Linked DNA regions of Mus musculus: region 1 is linked to region 2. A link is a loop called in an ENCODE intact Hi-C map of the cell type or tissue named here. Cell type or tissue: left cerebral cortex. All regions are shown on one strand. Each heading gives the region's core, and the rest is flanking DNA. Links, peaks and the distances in the headings are about the cores only. Region 1 has its middle 11 kb from the start of Enpp7. Region 2 holds the start of Cbx8 (chromobox 8).

Region 1 (8,408 bases), core at 139-8,138, 45 kb before region 2:
TCTGTAGATAAAAACAAAGAAGCACGGGTCCTGAATTATAGCACCAATCCCTTCTTGAGGCCACTTCATGGAAGCACTGGGCAGCAGAGCGCAGACTCCGCTCAGAGCTAAGTGCTGTGATCCCTGCCCACAGTGTCTTCTTCAAATACCCACGCACTTGCCACTGGGAAAGGAATGCCCCCTTGCACACACAGCCCTCACTGCCTCTGGATGGTCTGACTCACGAAGAACAGGAGGCTGCGGCTCCTCTCTGTCCTGAGGTCTTCGCACTCCAGAGGCAGGCCTGGGAAGGGCCCCTTCACACTCACCCTCACAGGCTCACACTAGAGAACCATGTAATTAAGTTACAAAAAAAAAAAATCACAAGTAAATCTCATGTTTTATGTTTCTGATTCTGGGTTGAGCAGAATTCATCGCTATCCCGAGGTGCCTGCTGCTCACACGGCCACAGGTTGGACGCACCTAGTCTAGAGCCTCTGTAACCATCCCCCAAAACAGCATGCATGCATTTGCCTGTGTCCTCCAGGATCCAGCTGAGAGGCACCACCCCACAGAGGCCGGCTCTTTGAGACCCTCCCAGTTGGCTCTCCTCTGACCTCATCTCTGCTTCATCTTCTTCTCCAGACCTGTCCCCTCCCTGCCCCCTCCCGTCCCCTCCTACCTCCCAGCCAAATCAAGAGGCCTGTTTTTCCAAGAAGTTTTTAGAAGCTGTCTCTTGGCTGCAAGCAAGCTGTTGAACTCTGGACTAGACAAGCATAGCTCCCCCCTACCCCCGCCCCTGCTTACCAAAGCCCTCACCAACACCCTCTCTGCCTCATGATGTCAGCTCACTAGTGGCCGTTATAGAGCTGGCAATGAGACCAGCTGCCCAGCTTTGCCACTCTAAACCAGCTGTCAGCCGGTCCTCAATCCTCTCCCTCCCACCAAGCCCTCCTTGGAAACAGTGCTGTCCCCTGTGGCCACATGGGGACATCTAGAGCCCCGTAGGGCTGAGGCTGGACAGGGCAGGGTACTGGGCAGTGGATGCTCTGTCTTCTGTGAGACTTACTATTCAGAGCATCTGTAGCCTTGGGTTTCTGACGTCTGCCTTTTGGGATAAAAGGCACAAGTCTCATTACAGACACCCATACTTCGAAACAGTTACAGGAGCCACTCTGGGGAGAAGGACCCAGAGGAGTGTGTCATAAATAGCTAAGTCCTTAAGACAGTGGCCAAACACAGCAGAAGTGGTTCCTATTTTCTGGGGGTAGGCCCCTTTGGCTGGCCGGCCGGTCCTGGCTCGAAGGTGGGCTTTGCCCTAAAAGGAAAATGAATGAGGAGGCTCTTTGTAAGCTGACAGGGAGCTAGTGTTGTCAGTGGACCACAGCGCTCAGCAAAACCGTACAAGGTGGGAAGCGCAAACACAGTCAGGGTGACTGGCTCCGGTGCAGGGCTGGGTGGCCAGGGCCTGCAGAGGGAGGCCTATTCATTCCCCATATTGAGAACCTGGCCTCCAGTGGATGAGCCCCCCTGGGCCTGGCTTCCTGTCTGGTGCTGATTCTCTGTTTAATGAATATTGACCATGACCCAGAGAAAGGCAGCATCCTACACTTGCAGTACCTAAGACTGCTCAACGCAGTGTAGACAGGGGATCCTCACCACCCTGCTCCTGAGGGGCTGTGATGGCCAGCCCCATCTCCCATGATGACTCCTCAGATGGCAGACTGCCGGGGAGGTCTGTCCCCTTCTCTGATCTTCTGCTTCTGCTCATGGCTTTAACTTTTGCACCTGAGACCTGGCCCGACCGGATCGACAAAACTCCTTGCCCTGATGCTCGGAACTGGACCAGCCAGAGAATCACTTAGGCTCCTGACCCTATATCAATAGATTGCTAGAGAAGATTAACCCTCACCCACCTCCATTGCCAGCACTCTATCGCTCGAGCACACACACACACACACACACACACACACACACACACACACACACACACACACACTAGCCCTGTCTCTATGGCTGGCTCCAGCCCTGTCACAGGCTTCACTTCAGTCTCTCTGGAAATCTGCCCCACCTGGATGGAGATCAGATAGAGGGGTCACCCCCATTTCTTACTCCAGATGATGGGTGAGCTGAGGGTTTCTTCCTACAGAGCTGAGCTTCCCCTGTGCAGAACAGGGCTGATATATATATGGAATCACCCAAAAAACAGCCAGCTCCTTGCCAACAGTCACTGGCTTCTTGGTCCTGGTCAAGTTTCCCCTGGGCCTTAACTCTGTCATCTGTAAAATCAGGGATTGTGACCCAGGAAGGCAGCCCATGCCTGTAATTCTTAACTCTCAGGAGGCTGAAGCAGGAGGATGGTATGTTTGAAACTGACCTGGTCTGCATAGCAAGAGCCTGCCTCAAACAAACAAGCAAGCAAGCAAGCCTTGTGGTGGCCTTGGTGCTTCAGAGCTGGAGTTCACAAATATGTTTTCTACTAGACAGGATGACAGATGCCAAAACACTGAGAAAGCCCCCACCTCCAAATCTCCTTCAAGCATACTTGTTCGGAAGCAGAAAGTTTCTGACTGGTACTTCCTGACAGGGCAGGGGTCACCGGTGCACCTGGCTGGATGCCACATAGCCACACCCGGATGGTGATGCAACTGTTTCATCCAAGTGACATTGCAACTGTTTCATCTGAGTGACATTCCTGGTTAGGATCACCTTTGACAATCTACTTACACATATTACTGTTGCCTTTTAAAATAAATGTAAGGGAGGCAGGGAGAAGGCTGGGGGGAGGGGGGTGCCTGCTTCCCAAGCCTGAGATCGGATCTCCAGCACCAAAAAAAAAAAAAAAAAAAAAAACCTATGGTGAGTTGAATCTATAACCCAAACACTGACCCTGTCTCAGAAAAAACAAGGTGGAGGATTCGGGAAGATGGCTCACTGAAGAACAATGCTTGCCACCAAGCCCATGAACTGAGTTTAAGTCCCAGACCCCACATAGTGGAAGGGGAATCCACTCCTTGAAAGGAACCTTCTGACCTCCACATGTGCACTGTGGCAACCAGAACACACACACACACACACACACACACACACACACACAGTAAAATGTAACTTAAAAATAAAAGTGGAAGGTTGCCAGGAGTGGTGGAACATGTCATTAATCTCAGCAAATGGGGGTCAGAGGCAGAAAGATCTCTGTGAGTTCAGGGCCAACCTGGCCTACATAGTGAGTTCCAGGACACCCAGGGCTGTACAATGAGTCCTTGGGTCAAAGAGTAAAACTAAGGTAGAAGACATTTGATGTTAACCTCTGGCTTCCGTATGCACATGCACATACAAGCAAGGGCAGGGGCATACACATACGCAATTCATCTTGAGGCAAGGTTTCATTATGTAGCCTTGGCTGTCCTGGAACTCACAGACATCCACCTGCCTCTGCCTCCAATTGCTGGGATTTAAAACGTTTGTTTTAATTATTAATTAGTTATTGCCAGGGTTGGCAATAAATAACTAAGTAGAAAAAAATGGGCGAATTTAAAATACTATTTTGACTAGATCACAGAGCAGGCAGGCTCCTGCCTCCTCATCTGTCATCTGGGAAGCCAGTGCAGAAAGCTCTGCAGGAAGGCACTTAGCTTCCCCAGGGCCAGCATCTGAACGGGTCCCCAAGCTCCCATGGAGATGCTCCGTTACCATGAGCTATCCTGGCTGCCTCAGCATGTCCCCAAAAACTGCATGGGGAGTCTCTCTGCACAAATTTCTGAGTGTCACTGACCCAGCTCAGACTCTGCACAAACTCCAGGGAAACAAAGCCATGTCCCTCATCCCGTACCCACAGGGACGTGGCTAGGCAGAGGTAACGGCATGCCACCCTTTCAGTGGCCTGTCAACCGGAAGCAGCATATGAAACATCCTGGGACCCACTTGGGTGGTCCGTGTGGGGACACAGAAAGCCCCCTTTGTCAAGAGGCCCCGCCCCTTCAGAGTTGGTTCTATGATGCCGGCTGTCGCCAGGAGGTGGCGCTCCTGGGCTCCTCAACGACAGAAAAGCCTTTCCCAGGCAGCTTCTGCAGTGGGCGAGAGCCACCTCAGCTACTGCAGCTCTGATTGCTCAGACTCAGCCTCGGGGATATCGGCAGGGTGCCTCCAAGAGAACGGGGCGGTTTAGAGAAAAGAAGCGGGATGCTGAAGCCCAGACATCATTCCCCTCAGGGAAATCCCCTGCTTTCCCACACTCAGCATCAGTTGGTCTCAGATTTGAGCACACGCACAGCGAACGCGAACGCGGGGCGCACACTGCACGCCTACAGGCACGCGCTGAATCCAAGTGTGGGTAGGCCTAGGGATCTACGTGTCCAGGTACTTCGCATTCTGCCAGCCAGGACCCCACAATCTAGAATAAATGGATGGTGGGTGGAAATTAGTCTCACCCAACTTCCACACTTCGAACCAGATAAAGACAGACATCCTCTGAGTTCGATCCCAGTGGGACCTGGCCAGCCCTCCCTAGAGGTGATGCTGTGATAGAATTGAGTCCTTCCACAAACCAGTAAGCCAGTGGCTTCGAATCGCCCCATCGACCTCCGTTTCTTATTCTGGCGGGGACCCATTAGGAGGATCTGCAGGTTCCTAAGCCGGACCGCCCAGCTTGTGATAACCTCGAGCTATGGCTAATGGACGGGTGCACGACCAGCAAGAGGGACATCAGGTGCCTCCACACACAAGCACAAGCCAGCTGCTCCCCCAACGAACAACGTTAGCTATTAGCACCGGAGCTTGCAAATGACCCCCAGGGATCGTGTCTAGAGCACCCCGTTTACCCCGGTTCCGGGGATGTGGCTCCCCTCCCCCACATTGCCGGTCTGGATGTGCAGCTCCCTTCCCCACGCTTGGCCGCAGCAGCTCTCGGTGGCGCCGGGTTGGAGGAGCATCTGTTGCCAAGGTAACCCGCGGCCTGTTCTGGCGCCTGGGGCTGGACCACTGCGTTCGAGGCGAGCTGAGCTCAGAGCTGGAGCAAGGTTTGGAAGCGGATGCAGTGCAGGAATCCCGCATGCACTTCATGGCTCACCATTGCACACACTAGGCACGGAAATACACGCAAAAAAAAAAAAAAAAAAAAAACCGCGAAAACGCGAGATACTGGCTCCTAGCACTGACGATCTTACAAGTTGGGCATGACACACATGCTGGTCACCACACACTCGCGCGCATATTGAAAGATCTTGATGTCCCAGAATGCACTCTGGAAACATCCCCAGGGTCTGGTGGAGAAAATAGACCTTTATGAATAGGGTTGCACACCTGGGTCTGTGGACGTGCAGTAGTCACAGGCCTTGCTGTCCAATTTGACTGCCCTACCTGCTGTGCTTGAACATGGGAGTCACCTCTGTCACCTGGATTCTCGGCGTTATAGCCTGGCACCCTGATACTGGATTATTAGTGTGGTCACAGCAGTCTTGACTCTCTACCCACCCCCACTGCCCCAAGGAAGCGACCCTGGCATTGGCTTCTCTGTTGTAAGAACAAGAAGCAAGACCCAGGAAAAACGTTCAAAGTGTCCACCTGGACATCTCCCCAACTGCATGTGAATCGTGGTGAAGTAGCTTCCTCGCAACTTACCCCGTAAAACAAACACACTGGACAGCTCTGGCTGAACTCAGGCAGGATTCTCCAAGACAAAAGAACCCCTTAAAAATCCCAGCCAGTCCTCTCCCCAAGAGCTGAGATCAACTTTTAAATTTTATGTATGATAAACCTATGTCAGGTTTTATGTGCGTCTGCATGATCCACCAGCTAATGAAATCATTAATCACTAGGTAGAAAATGGGTTTTTTAGCCACTGAACACTAGAGGTCACAGGAAGTAATGTTTTTTAATTTTAGATTACATACATGTTCTCCTTGTAGGCTTGCGCTTGGGTGATTGGCAAATTACTTTCAATTTTTTTTTTAAAAAAAATCATTTTATTAATGGAGTTCTGTGAAGTCAGATGCAGTGGCTGGAGTACACTCGTCATCACAGAACTTAACACAGGGAGGCAGGAGGACCGGTTCAAGGTCACCCTGCCCTGCCCACACAAAGCGAGTGTAAGGTTGGACTGATAAACTGAGGCAGTCTACAAGACACAAGTAAGTGCTATGGGGAAAATGAGAGAGGCCTGAAGTAGAGGAGAGAAGAAAGAAAGGGTTCGGGATGGGGAACACTAGAGAGAGGCTCAATACTAAAGAGGACTCAGGCTGGGTGCCCAAGTCCCCCACACACAGCAGCTCACAACCATCTGTATCTCCAGCTCCAGGGAACCTGACGCCCTCTTCTGGCCTCCCTAGGCACTGCACACATCTAGTGCACACACATACACATAAAAATAAGTGAGTAAGTCTCAGGCCCATGTGGTCTATAATCCCAGCACTCAGGAGGCAGAGGCAGGATGAGCTCTGAGTTTGAGGCCAGCCTGGTCTGCAGAGTAATTTCCCAGACAGCCAGGGCTACACAGAGAAACCTATCTTAAAAAAACAAACAACAAAAAGAATAAATCTAAAAATATAAAAGGTGCTTGCCCCCGAGCTGGAGGCTGGGGAGTCACAGATAGACATTACAAACTCTTCCACTGACACAATTCAAAGTTGCCCAGAGGAGGGAAGAGGAGGCAAGAGCCTGCAGGAAATAAAGAGCCCTGGCCACGAATCAGAACCGGACATCAAGAGTACTGTGAGTGATCACAGAAGGTAAGAGAGAGAGAAACAGCACAAGAGAGCCATGTGGCCCAATTCACCCTTGCCTATCCCTGATGAGCCGACAGAAACCTTGTCACCCAACCTTCAAATCCTGCAATGGTGGAACCTGAGAGGAAAAGGGCAAAGATCAGCGATGGAATTCTCATCGTAGAGTCCTGGCTCCCAGGAAGCCACAGAGGTCTCACCCATGTGGCCAACAGCTGCACTGATTTCAGTTGGGAACAGCCATGGGGACAGCATTCCACAGCAGACTCTCTCTCTCTCTCTCTTTCTGTGAGAGAGAGAGAGAGAGAGAGAGAGAGAGAGAGAGAGAGAGAGTGTGTGTGTGTGTGTGTGTGTGTGTGTGTGTGTGCTCGAGCAATCTTGGCTAAAATGTACATTTCATGATTTCATGTCTTTTTGCCTTTGGGAAGAGCAAGATCTTTGTGATTGCACAATCACAGAAGCCAGTGTGAGAGTTGTATAACACACCCCAGATTGGGTCACTGGGGAAGAGAATTTATCTCTCAGGATTCTGAAGGACAAGAAGTCCAAAATGAAGATGCCACCAGGGCTGGTGTCTGGTCCTCACCTGCAGACAGACAGACCAAAAAACAAAAACAAACAAACAAACAAACAAACAAACAAACAAAAAGCAAATGGAGAATGCTACCTCAGACTTTTTCCTCATCCCTCCTTGTCCTCATCTATCTTCCTCTTCTTCCCTCATCCCCACCCTCCTCCTCCTCCTTCTCCCTCCTCCTCCTCTTCTTCCCACTCCTCTTCCTCCTCTGAACCATCGGTGTCCCCCTCCTTCTCCTCTCCTCCACTCTTTCTCTTCCTCTTCTCCCTCATCCTCCTCTTCTTCCTCTTCCTCCTCCTTCCTCCCCCCTCCTCCTCCTCCTAGGATATAGTAGATGGAATGGGTTTTTAAGACAGAGCCTCTCAGAGCAGTGGTGGCGCACACCTTTAAACACAGCACTTGAGAGGCAGAGATAAGTGGATTTCTGAGTTGGAGGCCAGCCTGGTCTACAGAGTGAATTCCAGGACAGCCAGGGCTATACAGAGAAACCCTGACTCAAAAAACAAAACAAAACAATACAAAACAAAACAAAACAAAACAAAAAGACAGAGCCTAGTGTAGCCCAGGCAAGAAGAACTCACAATGTAGCCAAGAATAATTTCGAATACTCTGAATTCCTGATGTTCCTGCTCCACCCATCCTGGGTTTTGTGCATCTTTATTATTTTTTTTTCCCTTCCCTTCTCCCTCTTGCTCCGGCCCCACTCGCTCTGGGCCCTCACTTCAGCCCCCTCTCGCTGCGGGGCCTGAGCTCCTGCCCAAAGGTTTTTATTTGTTTCTCATTTCAGGTGGTTGTGAACCACCATGTGGTTGCTAGGAATTGAACTCAGGACCTCTGGAAGGGCAGTCAGTGCTCTTAACTGCTGAGCCATCTCTCCAGCCCCATGCATCTTTATTTTAAAGATATATTTATTTTAATTGTATGTGTATGTGTGAGTGCCTGCTTGTCTCAGTTACTGTTCTGTTGCTATGATAAAATACTATGACCAAGGCAACCTGTCACAGAAAGCATTTAATTGGGTGCAGGGAAAAGGAGCCAACGTGTGGTCGCAGAAACAGCTGAGAGCCCACATCCTGATCTGAAAGCAGGAGACAGAGAGCCCTGCTGGAAGTGGTCTTTTGAGATCTCAAAGCCCA
Region 2 (8,342 bases), core at 1-8,000:
TTCTGGTGCAGCTAAGTCCTGCCTCTAGAACTCCGTGATGGGGCCTCTGACAGAAGTCCAGATTACAAATACACACAAGGCAAGGGCACCCATTGATTTACAAGCCCTGCAGATCCTCCCTGAACGGCACACTCCACCTCTGGAGATCGCAACATACCTTGAGAAGGAAGGTTTTAGGCTTGGGTCCTCGCTTTTTGGGGCCATAGAGCTCCATCTCCCGTTCCCTAAAGAAAGAAAAGAGAGAGAAGGGGGTGTGTCCTGGCTGCACCGAAGTCAGCGTGTATGGGTTCTAGTGAGTGGCTAGGCTAAGGGTCTGTACCTTTCCTCAAAGGCTGCAAGGAGGCGAGCATCCAGAATATTTTCTTCGGGCTCCCACGTGCTGTACCTAAAGGAAACCAGGAAGAATGGAGCATCAGTCCCTGGAGCAGGAGAGAGAGGACAGAGTGGAGGGCGTGTATGTGTGTGCAACTTTTCCGGCTGCCTTGTGTTGTATTTCAATGTGAAGGGGAAAAGAGGAAGAAAGAACCCTCCTCGATATCAGTGTGGGGTAGCGATTGCATATAACCTACTTACTTCTGCGACCAGCCCTTCCATTTCACGAGATATTCCATGCGTCCCTGCAGATGCAAAAGGGAAAATGCTTGTGTATGTGTGTGCGTGGGGAGAAATGCATGACGAGGACACAAGAAATACACACGAAAATGCATGCACCAAATGAATGCTCCAAACACTACCGCCAAAGGAACCAGTCCACTGCAGCACCCCTGCAGAAACGCTGCACAAAGTGCATGCACCGGCATTCATCCCCCACCCCACCCCCCATCCATGCAATCTGTGCAGGGCTGCAAGTCTAAGGAGAGCGCTGGGGCTGAGCCGCCGCCGCCGCCGCCACGGCCGCGGCCGCTGCTGGGACCTGGGGGAAGGGAGGCTGGGCTGCAGCAAGGGGAGGGAGCCTGGGCCCTGGTGAGGGAGAGTTCGCGTCGCCGCCCGCCTTCCCCTTCACCTACTTTGCGAATGCGCCGCTTCAGGAGGGCTTCGGCCGCGAACACCCGCTCCCCCACCGCCGAGAGCTCCATGTTGACTCGCCGCTTCCCCCCTCAGCCGCTTCCAGGAGCAGAAAAGCAGCAGCCAGCCCTCGACAGCCCATAATACTCTCCCGCTGACGTCAGTTCTCCTCCCTCCCCCGCGCACTCTCCCTCCCTCCACCCCCTCCCAGCGCTTCCTCCCGCCCCACGTGTTGCTAACGACGTTGCTAAAGCCAAGCGTCCTGGGCCCGTTCTGCGGGCGCTGATTGGACTAGCGCCCGGCCACGCCCCTCTCCCCGTCTCCCCTGCGTTGCTACGTGACCCGCGTTCCAATAGCCAGGAGGCGGGGTCTCTGTCCACTCCAGAGACCCAGAGGGAGGGGGAGCGAGCCGTCAGCGGAAGTGACGCCAAGCGGGGCGGGCCCGGCTGCTGTCAGTCTGCACGGCTGGACAGGGGGGCCGCTGCCCTAGGCTCCCGCCCCTGGCCCCCCTGCCTGATTGCCCAGCGTTTCCCCGGGTGCGTGGCTTGCCCCGCCGAGCTATTAGGGCTCCCTGCGTAGGTGCCAGCCAGGCGCTGCCCCTCTGCAGACCCAGGCCCTCCCCACCTGCCCATGCCCTAGCTGGCGCCATCCTGGTCGCCAGCCGCCGTTGATGCACAATGCACAGGTGCTGGGGCGCATCGAGCCGCGCCCGAACCCCCGGACCTACGTCGCTTGCGCCGAACCTACTAATTCCCTGACCCCTCCCTTGCGGCCGCGCACCCTGGGTCTCCATGGCAACGCCCCCTCCTCCCTTCTTCACCAGTCCCATCCAGCTAACAAATCAATGAGCCTGCTCTTGGTCTCCAGTCGCATAGCGCTGCCCGCGTCCACCCTCCGGGTCCTGCGAGCTGGCGTGGGCGCTTCTCCGGGCTCAGAAGCCCAAAGCAGACTGGCACAAGCCAGTGTTTACCGCCTGAATCCATCCTGAAGCGAGACCCTGCAGGAGGGGTCGCGAGCCTCCTCTTCCCACCCTCATTGTCCCCAAGTCTCAGCTGCCCTGCCCCAGCCTCTATTCCTGACCCAGCCTGCAGTTTCCGTCCAATCCACTCCTCAGTCCTGAGAGAAGTCAACCCTGACCACATCTGTCCCGGCCTGGGTGGGTTTAAGGAGCCTATGACCATCGAGGCAGAGCCTAGAGCCTGGCTAGCTCTGGAGGCGCCGCGGCTCTGCTCCAGACCTGGGTGCAGAGCTAGTGCACTTTCTGTCTCGGGCTCTTCTAGACGACGTAAGCGTAAGCGGGGGATTCCCGACAAACATCAGTATGGACTTTGAGGGGTGTGGCGGTATCTAGTGCGGCCTGGAAGAGACACCCCCACCCCCACCCCCGACGCGAAGATGGCAAGTCCCAGGTAGGGGACGAGGGTCGCGCAGAGATGCCTCAGTCCCTTTTACACACCTGAGTACACTCAATGACCTTTTGCTCCTAGGCTCTCTTTCCTCCCCTCGTGGTAACCCCTGTTGAGGCGCGGGGGGGGGGGGGGTTCAACAGCAGCTATCCCCACATTGCCCTTTTACTACCCAAGCTCCAGATCACAGAGCCCGACCTCGGAACACACAATTTATTTAAATCGCGATATCAACTTGGCTGAAAAAAGTTTCCCTTGGCCAAGAAGAGGCTGGGAAAAGGGGAGAGAGAAAAAGAAAAAACGACGAAGCCCGGAAAACAGCGAGCTAAGGAGTCTGTTTCGAAAGGCAGGAAGCCCAGAGCGCAAAGCTGGCCTCGGGTCCAAGGCGCTACACACTGCACGCGCCAGTGCTGGCCTTGGGGCTAGCTCCGAGTTGGGCCCGCTGCGCCGGTACTCCCCAGGCCTCCTCTTGCATCAACAGTCGCAGGTTCCAGTTTTTGGCTTCACTCCTAGACATAGTAAGGTGTGCTCCAGGTGAGGAGTCCTCTCGGTTCTCAACGAACAGCGGATCCAGGATGCCCACATCGCCCCGGCGACCTTCGCCCGCCGCCTTCAAGAGACCGCCGACGGCTGGGTCCTTAATCATAAAAAGTCATTCCTGGTAACAAATAGTTTCGTCGGCCGGTGCCAGCGATACAGCTGTTTCTGTTTAAGCTTAAATACTTTCCAACAGTTTGGGCAGTAAAAATAAAGTCGGTCTCAGCCGCCTATAAGTGTCTGGTTTCCCCGCCCAGAGAAAGCCCACCCTAGCCCTCCGCCCGGGTCGCTCTAGTTGCTCCGCCTGCCCGCGCTTGGAATCTGTTGCCCGCCGCGGGCGTTGGCTGTCGGGCCACCCGGAGCTTAGCGGGGGCCGCGGCTCTGCAAGCCGGCTTCAGGGCCACCTTGAAGCCAGTGGCAGGGAACTGCGTGGAGTGGCTGCTGGTGGTGGTGGTGGTGGGCATCAGCTCTTCCTCTCTTTCTTATCCCTGGGAAGTTTGCCGATCAAGTAAAAGATGGTGGTTTCCCTTCAGCTTGGGTTTTGAGGAGAACTCTGTCCCTAAGTTGTGTGTCTTCATGGACCAGGGGGTTTTGGACGAGGGTCATCAACTGCTGGTTTCAATTTCACCGAAAAAATCCAGCTCTCTTCCACTCCTGCCCCACCATCGTCCTTTCTTTCCTCCCTTCCTTCCTTCCTCCCTTCCTTCCTTCCTTCCTTCCTCCCTTCCTTCTTTCCTTCCTTCCTTTTCTCTTCTTCTGTTCAGTTCCTAAATTTTACTTCTTTGCCCAATTAACTGGAGAAGTTTTACGTAAAGAGAGGCAGTCCCCGCGCTTAGTACTTCTGAAGGAACCGTTAGTTAGTGGTAGTCTCTGCTTTCTAGCTGTATTTTCCTGCCTTTGTGCCTGATGGTAATTCTTCTCTAATAGCTAGCTCAAGACAAGATCAGTGCTTGGGGGCTCTCTGAGTTTCAAAGGCCGGGAGTTCCCGTGGAGCCCATTGCAAAGTTGAAGCTGGATTCAGGAGATTCAGAACGTTCAGAGGTCCAGAACTTGGTTCCTGTCTCAGAAGAGTTTAGTCCTTCAGTAGATCGGCTGGGAGGAGGTGGGATGTTACCTTTGCACATACCCAAAGTGCTACCAAGCTTACAGAAACTAGAACAGTGTTGCAGAGGTGTTAACTCAGACCTCCCAGTGGTCTCTCCCCTGGACAGGTTAGACACATTGAGAGGGGAGTGGACATCTGAGGAATGGGTTTGCAGTCCCACAGGCCCAGAGCTGGGGTCCGGTTAGGTCAGAATGGGAAGATGCCTGTGTGTTCCAGGAGGGGGCACTAGCAACTGCCCTCATTCCAACCAAGTCTGGAGCGGATTTGGGCTGTTCAGCTCTCAGTCCTTGAAACCAATGAAAGGAGGCTTGCCCACAGCCCACCTTTATTTTTGAAACCTCCCCTGCCCACCAGCTCAGTTCTCCACACCTCTTCCACACAAGACCTCCCCCACTTTGAAGTTATATAATCGGCTGTTCCCTTGTGCACCTCCCAAAACTAAACAAAACAAAAGTTTCCAAGAACAAGACCCCAGGCTGTTTGTTCATCCCACTTCTAGCAGCCACGCTGCCAGGTTTGCTTGCGCCGCCTCTGCAGTAAATAAGGTAACTGCTTCCTATTACTTTAGCCCATATGGCTGCAATTTGAGTGTCTTTGGAGACAGTGAGTGTGTAGGGGCGGGGAGGGGTACACGGGTGGGTGGGGGGAGTGAAAGTGGAAATCAAATGCTCTTAGATCACATTTTTATGAAGGAGATTGTCTGCGATTCTCCTAACACCCCCCGCCCCCCCCCCCACACACAAACTACCCGGTTTCTTTGTTTACGGAAATGCAGGCACCCTCTTGCCTGGGGGACACCTGCTACCGCAACCCCCCACCTTTCCCCACACCCCGGGCCGATTCCTGGCCGGTTTAGGTGACCAGGGCATGGGGCTCCCCACTGCTCTTATCTGACAAGAGCTCTTACTTAGAGCAGGGCGCCTGCCTGCCCTCCTTCTGCCCCAGACAGCCGAAGGTGCCTAGACTGTCCGGGAGCCCGACTTTCACGGCATGCCTGAGTCTGAGGCCACTTAGGCCTGGATAGGTCCGCTGCCCATGGACTCAACCTCTTGGGAGAGGAGGAGCCTGAGACTGGCGCAGTCCAGGGAAGATGAGCGCGCCTAGCTGGGTGCTTGGATCCTGGATATCCGGCCAGACCAGCAAGCCCCAGCGCGTCCTCCAGCTTGAGGCTGAGGCCAGGCCTCGGCTAGTTCTTTGGGTACGTTTCAACTGCGCGGCTTGGCGGGCGTCGGACCTGCCCAATCTTGGCCACGCACGCGGGCTGATTTGGAGCTGTTAAGTGAGCGGTTCTGAGGCGTGGCCATGTGTACCATGGCCTCTGCAGGGCCTGTGGCCCGTGGCTAATCTCCTGCCGTCTTGGAGCTGGATCTGCCTGCACCATCCACTCCTGCCTCGCGACTCCACAGCAGGACTGAAAGTCCGCTGAGTGGATTGCCGCCTGCCGCTGGAAAGTGGTAGCGGCGACGCAATACTCTGGACAGAAGTCCGAAGGTCTGGCCTGTGCAGGCTGACTGTAGTATCTAGTTGTTCTCAGAACATTCCCAGCTTTTCCGTTCTACGGCCTCCTCTCACTCCTTCCTAGGGACAAAGAATGGGCAGTAACAGACAAGAAGGGCTGACCACCTGTAGACCGGGACCTCCACACACCAGAAGCCACATAGCATTTGATATCTCCTCTTAGCACACGAGTGCACACACACACACACACACACACACACACACACACACACGCACACACACACACACACACACACACACACACTTCCATGGAAGAAAGCACCGGATTAAGCTCATCTGTACAACAGTTGCTCTGGACAGCCAGGCAAGGTCAACTATCCAGTCCCTAGCTGTAGGTAAAACTGGGGACAAGCAAAGCAGACAGCAAAGGCTCTGCCTGAGAACTCCCAAGTCAGGGTTCCCAGGCCTTTCACAGCAGGGGCTTAAAAACTCTGGGTACATTTCAGTTTTCCTTTGGTCTTATAAGGAAGAATTGAGGGTAAGAAAGGACTTGGGGTTGGGTCCTAGGCTGGTAGCACAAACCCCTTCACAGAGCCCTCAGCAAGAAAGTTGAAAGGTTCTAGGAAGCCATTTGGAGTTGGAAGCTGGATGTGGGTGGAAATCTTCATAGTTACAACTATTGTGGGCTCCGAGACTAGCCCACTCGCTAGCTGTATGCCTGTATGGGCAAGTTATTTGATCTGTTTGAACTTCTAACAGTTAGTTACCTCTGGAGACAGGGCTCTGCTACTGTTCAGTCTGTAATCAAAATTGTGGTCCTCCTGCCTCAGCTTCCCAAATACAGGGATTACAGGTGTGTGTCACTGTTTATAGACTCTCACTAAAGTTTTGTTTCTTGAGATGAGGTCTCCTTTTATAGTCCTCATTGTATGTATGTACTAGGCTGTCCTCGAACTCATAGAGATCCTCCTGCTTCTGTCTCCCAAGTGCTGAGATTAAAGGCCTGCGCCAATACATCATGGTTTTCACTAAGGTTTTAAAAGGAATATTAGCATGCTTGCTGAACAGAGTCCACGGGACGGGTTACAAGCAATGTAAAGGCAGGATTACACTGAAGAGAGCAGGGAAATACAATGAGAAATGTTTATGTTACAACTGTGGCTGTTACTGCTTTTCTAAGGCCAGTGTAGCAGCTAGATGCTAATGAGGGGCACCCACCTTTCCTGGAAATCTGTCTGCGCACCTCTTGGACGTGGTTTAGATTCGCCCGGGCTGGTGGCTAGCCCAGAGAAACTTCTCTCCTCGAGTGCCTGCCCAGCGCGCGCCCAGTGCCTGGTGGCTGGAGCACGCGCACAGCGGCTAAACCAGCACGCATGCGCGACGTGGGGCGGACCCTCTCCCCTCTTCCCCAGCCTTTTCCCGGGAAAGCAGCCTGGCTGGCTGGTGTGGTTGCGAAAGCCGTCCCTGGGACGTCGGAGGCTCTCTTGGCCTAGAAGGGGAGGCGGCTGGGCTGTGAGCCCGAGAGTGAAATGGCTGCACCACCACCCACGTGCTAGGAAGGACGCTTAGACGCGGCACTGCAGGGCCAAGTCCAGGGCAGAACCGTGAAGCGAGGAGGGGGTGGGGCAGTGAGGCGAGGTGACAAAACAGTTCGTGATAAATGGGTGGCCTAGTAGAAATATAGTGCTTAGGAGTCCCATCTAAGATCAGGGATGTATTCGAAGCCGCTTTCTCTGCCTGCGATAAGATAAGGTCTCTTAGGCTGTCCGGGACTGCACAACCCTTTGGCCGCAGCCTATTGCTCTAGGCACCCCAAATGTAAAGTTGCAAAGTCCTGGTATGCGTCACGACCAGTGCGCGCCCTTTATGCCCGGTGACTGTGCCCCTTCGGAAGGTAGGAAAGCACTACCATCCCATGGGAAAAACAGAGTTGGAAGCCTGGAAAGGGGTGGCGGGCGCCGTCAGAGCTTGAGCTCAGTCAAGACTCCTAGCCCTCAGAACCTACTAAAGCTGGAGTTCGGCCAGGGTGACACTTCGGTCGCTAACTACGCTGGACGGTGCAGTTCAAATACCACCCCCATCCACTCTCAGTCCCCACACGAGCTGTGTGTAGTCCCAGAAGCTTCAGAGATGGATGCGGCGGTCTGCAGCTTCAGGTTTTCTCTCTTCCTATCCCGCCCCCAAGCGGAAGGAATTGAAGTGACTTCTCTTACCCCCGCCCCCTGGGCTCCACCACCACCACCACCACCACCACACACAGACACACAGACACACACACACACACACACACACACACACACACACACACACACGCCCCGCTTCCCAGACGTCGGAGACCTCCATCCAGTTAATTCCAGGCAAGTGTCACTGCCTCCAGAAGTGGTTTGCGCAGACAGCCCTAGTCCGGTTTCCTGTTTTAGAAAACCCCGAGGTGCTGGAACACGTCACTCGGAGAAGCACAGGTTCGGTTTTCCCGAGGACGCATGGAGCAGCAACTCCGGGTGTACACTGCTGGCGGCAACCCCCGAGACAGCAGTGCCGGAGTCCACAGGAAAAAAAAAAAAATCCAATGATCCCCCAGAGGGCTTCACAAAACCTCAGCATCCGAAACTCTAGTTAGCGTCCTTGCCTGCACCTGGGAACAGGGTTTCCCTTGGTCGGCCCCAAGCATTGTCCTAAAAGAAGGGGGCACTGGCGGGCGTCGAGGTCTGCGCTCTACTGCTTGGAACATGCCCAGAAGCAAGTTCCGGGGCTGCCAGGACTCGTGGGGCCAGCGATGGCTTCGTCCGCACCTTTCCCGACCGCTCCCAGTGATTCGTTCCTCCGAGAAA

The links. Peaks named below come from ENCODE experiments on the same cell type or tissue, not always from the same donor. Only the 100,000 strongest peaks of a DNase experiment are listed, where the experiment ranks them.
Region 1: a loop joins it to region 2, with 2.5 times the contacts of the local background. A loop is called at or near these places in 6 of 42 quality-filtered maps.

What each region holds. Positions count from the first base shown.
Region 1 is chr11:118,994,796-119,003,203 of GRCm38, forward strand. No RefSeq gene overlaps it. Among named protein-coding and RNA genes, the nearest start is that of Enpp7, 11 kb to the left of the region's middle. In left cerebral cortex, for the core only: CTCF peaks have their summits at 3,982 (motif pointing right) and 6,293 (motif pointing left); DNase peaks (open chromatin) are centred at 4,032 and 4,813; H3K4me3 peaks cover 983 bases; H3K27ac peaks cover 266 bases.
Region 2 is chr11:119,039,775-119,048,116 of GRCm38, forward strand. It overlaps Cbx8 (chromobox 8), which reads right to left and starts at 1,139. Exons shown (of 5, transcript NM_013926.1): 1 at 1,008-1,139; 2 at 574-617; 3 at 320-385; 4 at 158-224. The coding sequence starts at 1,076. In left cerebral cortex, for the core only: CTCF peaks have their summits at 4,271 (motif pointing right), 5,501 and 7,672; DNase peaks (open chromatin) are centred at 676, 1,336, 1,743, 4,266 and 2 more places; H3K4me3 peaks cover 2,055 bases; H3K27ac peaks cover 1,075 bases.